Linked DNA regions of Homo sapiens: region 1 is linked to region 2. A link is an interaction called in ENCODE POLR2A ChIA-PET data of the cell type or tissue named here. Cell type or tissue: MCF 10A. All regions are shown on one strand.

What was found. ChIA-PET counts read pairs that join two places held together with the same protein. Peaks named below come from ENCODE experiments on the same cell type or tissue, not always from the same donor. Only the 100,000 strongest peaks of a DNase experiment are listed, where the experiment ranks them.
Region 1: POLR2A ChIA-PET joins it to region 2 with 6 read pairs; 2 of 35 experiments call an interaction of 5 or more read pairs at or near these places.

What each region holds. Positions count from the first base shown.
Region 1 is chr15:91,820,274-91,822,773 of GRCh38, reverse strand. No RefSeq gene overlaps it. Among named protein-coding and RNA genes, the nearest start is that of SLCO3A1, 32 kb to the left of the region's middle. In MCF 10A, no CTCF peak of the experiment used is centred here; a DNase peak (open chromatin) is centred at 1,123.
Region 2 is chr15:91,975,693-91,978,192 of GRCh38, reverse strand. The region is part of intron 2 of SLCO3A1 (solute carrier organic anion transporter family member 3A1); the gene reads right to left. Among named protein-coding and RNA genes, the nearest start is that of SLCO3A1, 120 kb to the right of the region's middle. In MCF 10A, no CTCF peak of the experiment used is centred here; no DNase peak of the experiment used is centred here.

The DNA.
Region 1 (2,500 bases), 160 kb after region 2:
GCTGTTTATTGGGGGAAATTAAGATACATTACCTTGAGATTCTCTCATGGGGCATACTGGCTTCTGGAACTCTATTTAAAACTTAATTTTCAGAAAAAAATAGCCATCCTCAATGTAGGACTAGATAGAATTGTAAGGGCAAATACTGGTAAGATTATTTCCAAGTTTAATTTTATCTCATCCTAGAGCCACAATATTTTATGAAATGAAGCTAAAAGCCCTAAAACAGCACAAAAGGAAACCTTCATGCTCTTAATAAATTTTATCAATACTCCAGATTTTTATGTTTTAAAACAATAAACCAGTTTACCACCAACAAACTACATATTTAGTTACTCAAAAGTGTGGTTAGTGTTCAGTATATGTTGAATGTTGATTGGATTTGGTAGTTCAATCCCTTTTAACCTCATTTTCAACAACTCAACATTTTTCCCTCAGGGCTTAGTGAGGGGTCAGGAATGTGATCCAGGGTCTTGGATCCAAGAACTTAATCCCCAGAGTGTGCTGTGTTTGGAGAATCCAGGTGATGTCTTGTGAAACCTGCACAGACCTGGGCACTTTGTTTCTTTGGTTTTGAACCAGCCTAAAAGGTTGCTGCCAATGGCAGAGACGAGACTTGTGTGAAGCCACCTAGAGGGAGGGAGGATCTGCTGAGAGGGACACTAGCTTGTTTCTATTTACCTTGTGCAGGTCCTGCCCATCCTTCCCCTCTAGAAGCTGACTTGTATCTTCCCATCCTAACTAGCTGAGCTCCTTCTGCTTTCCCGCAGAAGCATAAGCTGGCTACAGTCTCCACAGGAGTGTTGACACATTTTGGTTCCATGGTCAGAGTTCTAAGTCTCGAGAGCTGCAGGGATACCGTGTCTCCAGCTGATTGCACAGCAAGTGCAAAAACATACATCAGCATGACTAGACCCTGTCCGTGGGTCTGGAGTCAGAGATTCAGGAATCTAGTTATATAATCTTGCAAAGCCTCAGATTGTAAATAAGGATAATAAATATATTTCATAGAGTAGCTGGGAGAATTAAATTAGGAAATATGTGTAAAGTACGTAATATATCAGCCATGTGACTAAGGTCTTACACTTTTACTGAATCACCACATATGTATTAAGCACTGGCTTTGTGCCAAGCCCTGAGGTGCCAATGGCAAGATAAATAGACATGATTCCTTTCTACCAGGAGATTATATTTCGGTAAACTCAATACGTGTTTGTAGTTTTTTACTATTATTATACCGTTTATCAGTTATCTATTGCTATGTAAGCCTTAAAACTTACAGGCTTGAAACAAACCTTCTTATCTTTGTTTCTATAGGCCAGGAACTTGGGAGCCATTTAAGCTGGTTGGTTCTTGCTCAGGGCCACTCAAGCTGATGGCTGGAGTTGCAGAGTCATCTGAAGGCTGGACTGAGGCTGAAAGATCTGCTTCCAAGATGGTGCCCTCACATAGCTGCTGGCTGGAAGCCTTAGCCCTTCACCATAAAGCCCTCTCTGTAAGGGTACCTGAGTCACCTCATAAGGCAGCTGGCTTTCCCCAGAGTAAGTGTTCCACACAGAGAGCCACATCTTGTCACTTCCAGGGTATTCCGTTTGTTAGAAGTGTTGCAAAGGGTGATATGTGAGTATCAGATCTGTAAACAGAGCATATAGGGATCACAAAGATGGCCTTATCTTATGTTTCTTCTGCTGTAAAGAGTCCAAATTAATGAAAGACTTATTTTCTAGAATGTTCCTGGTTTCCCTTCCATTTCTGCTTCTTTTAAGATCTGTGTGAAGAGCTTTGTCCTTTCCAAAATAGAGGGAACTGAAATTGAGGTTCTTTTCCTTTTTAATCTATAAGAAAAGTTCTTTAGTTCAAAACCTTATTAATAATCATAAAACCTGAATAGTCTGTTCAGTCACCATAAGTGAGCACAATACTTCTGGTTTTCCTAGAAATGGTTGAAAATCTTGGGTGCTCAAGCCCTTTTTCTTATGCCACAGTTCTTTCTCAGAGCTGATGAACATGTTTACTTCAATAAAATACATAAAACCTACCTTTGATGTGCCTCATTTTATTAATTTATTCCTTCTAGGAGGATACTTCTATATTTAAAGGTGCCTGGCATCCGTCAACAGAGAGAAAATTTTCCACACACCATTCAGAACACTTGCAATAACTTAAAATGCAGGATATCAAAAGTTAGGCATTGGTGTGTATGATTTATATGTGTTTAATCTTACTAACCACCACATTGGGTGAGTAGGCTCCTTAAATCTGTTGGTTTATAGACAAAGGAAGGCAAACTCATCTGTTTCTCCTGTAACTGTGTTTTAAGAATGACTGAGAACTAGTGCAAGATTTCCACTGGCAAAGCATTTTAGAAGCCACACTGGACCCCTTGTGGATTTTCACTTCATATTTTTCACTGTATGCTATTTACCCTATTGTTAATGATCTGCGGTTAGGTCAACACCCTCAAGAAGAAAAAGCCTAAGACACTGTCCTCTTTCTTCTG
Region 2 (2,500 bases):
CTGACTGAAGTTCTGTCTTTGGTCAATGACCTTTAGCAATGTTCCTAGTCCTAGGTCTACCTGCGAAACCTGAAAAACTCCCCAGAAATGGGTGATGGGAGAAAACAAACAAGAAGCACAGGGTGGTATTCATTTTGTTTGGAAAATTATCTGATTCAATAATCAATTATTTCAATATTCAGGATCTGAGTCAATACTCTGTGTTTACTGAGTGCCTACTCAGTGCCTGGACCCATGCAAGGTTCAGGGAGACAACATTAGCAAGATAGCCAAGGTCTTTGTCCTCAAGAACTTCAGAGTTTCCTGGGAGGATCATTTAGGAAATATGTTTTTAATCTCAACCATTAAAAAGTATTTCTAATAAGGTTTGCTTGCAAAAGACCTTCTCTGATTTTTCTTTGTCGAGGTATCTTAGGACGCTATTGTCCAAAATAAAAACTTTTGATAGTTTTTGGGGTACAGGTGTTTTTTGGATTAGCTCTTTAGTGGTGGTGTCTGAGATTTTAGTGCACCCATCACCCAAGCAGTGTACATTCTACCCAATATGTAGTCCTTTATCCCTCACCCACCTCCCAATGTCCCCACACTCCAGTTGCCAAAGTTCGTTATATCACTCTATGCCTTTATGTCCTCATAGCTTAGCTCCTACTTAGAAGTGAGAACATGACATATTTGGTTTTCCATGTCTGAGAACCCCACTTTCCTAGAGCACATTCTCACCATTTTTCCCCTTCCTCCCTAATAACCCCAAACTGACTGAACTGGCTTTCTCTGCAGCTGCCAGGAGATATCACCTCTAAGTGTGTTACCGACAACTTGGAACGTATCACAACATCCTCAGACAGCTCCTTCGCTTCTCTCAATGAGCCATGAGGATACAGAAAGGAGGGTCAGCAACATGAGGCTGAAGCTCTTGGGTCATCATAATGTAGGGAAGACCAGTGCATGTCACCCCCCAGGTGGCAATGAGGAATTGATTGCTGGTCTCATTGCACTGACAAAACCTCAGGCAGTACGTTTTTGCACAATCCATGTATCCATCCATCCAATCATTCATGACATGTAGCAAAAATTTACCACTAGTGACACTGTGGTACTTTCACAGTGTTTCACAACTATCACCCCTATCTAGTTCCAGAACACTGTCAGGATTATCAGGAAGAGGAAATTCCCACCTAATAAATTTTGGTCAGACTGGTTGATCTCAAAACCCTGTCTCCTGATAAGATGTTCTCAATGACAGTGGTGCCTGAAACTTCAGTAGCAATTTTAATTTCGCCCCGGTCCTGTGGTCCTGTGATCTCGCCCTGCCTCCCTTTGCCTTGTGATATTCTATTACCTTGTAAAGTACTTGATGTCTGTGACCCACACCTATTTGCACACTCCCTCCCCTTTTGAAACTCCCTAATAAAAACTTGCTGGTTTTTGCGGCTTGTGGGGCATCACGGAACCTACCAACATGTGATGTCTCCCCCGGACGCCCAACTTTAAAATTTCTCTCTTTTGTACTCTGTCCCTTTATTTCTCAAGCTGGCCGGCACTTAAGGAAAATAGAAAAGAACCTACGTGAATATCGGGGCAGATTCCCCGATATCTGGTGCCCAACGTGGATTCCCCGATAGAGTTGAGGCTACTCCAAGGAGAAGGAGGAAAAAGTCTCGAAGCCCAATGGCACGTACAGAATGCAATTGGTACATGGCTACAGCTGTGTTGTCCAATGACAGCCACATGTGACTAGTGAGCACTTGCAATGTAGCTGGTCTAAAGTAAAATACGCTGTACATTTTCTACTATGTTAAAAAAAATAAAGTAGCTACATTTAAAAGTAGAAACATGCAAAATTAATTTTAATAATATTTAATATTTAATCCAAAATATCTGAAGTGTCATTTCAATGCATGGTCAATACAAAAGTTATTAAGATATTTTACAGTCTTTTTTTGGTACTAACTCTTTGAAATTCTCTGTGTATAGAGTTTCTTTGCTTCCATCTATCTTCTCCCCAGTACAGTTTGGGACCCTCATCACAATCAACATCCCCATTTCTGCTTTCTAGCCCAGGCTGTGGATGGTTGGCCACACTTCAAGAAATAATGCAGCATTGCTAATTATTTTGAATGTCCATCATTTGCAGAGTATCTAACATTAAAAATAATAATAATAAGGCACCTCTACACACACTGCCTCTCTCTAACAACCCAATAATCAAGTGAGGTGCTGCAAGCAATACAGTACCCCAGGGGTTATAGACAACAAAGAGGACTGCAGGGCTCAGTGATCTGACCAAGGTCACACTTCAGTGAGGTCTTTTACCTCTGGGGCCAGGGTTCTTTCCTCACTCCACCACTAGCACAGCTCTTCAGGCTGGTGTGTGCTAGGGAAAGTAGGCTGCTCCTCTTGCCTGCCTTGGAGCGTCCACCACTGGGTGGCTGTAAGGGGCAATCTCATAGTTATAGGAACAGGTCAGGTGGAGGCGTAGGAAGGAGGAGGCTGTGCTAGC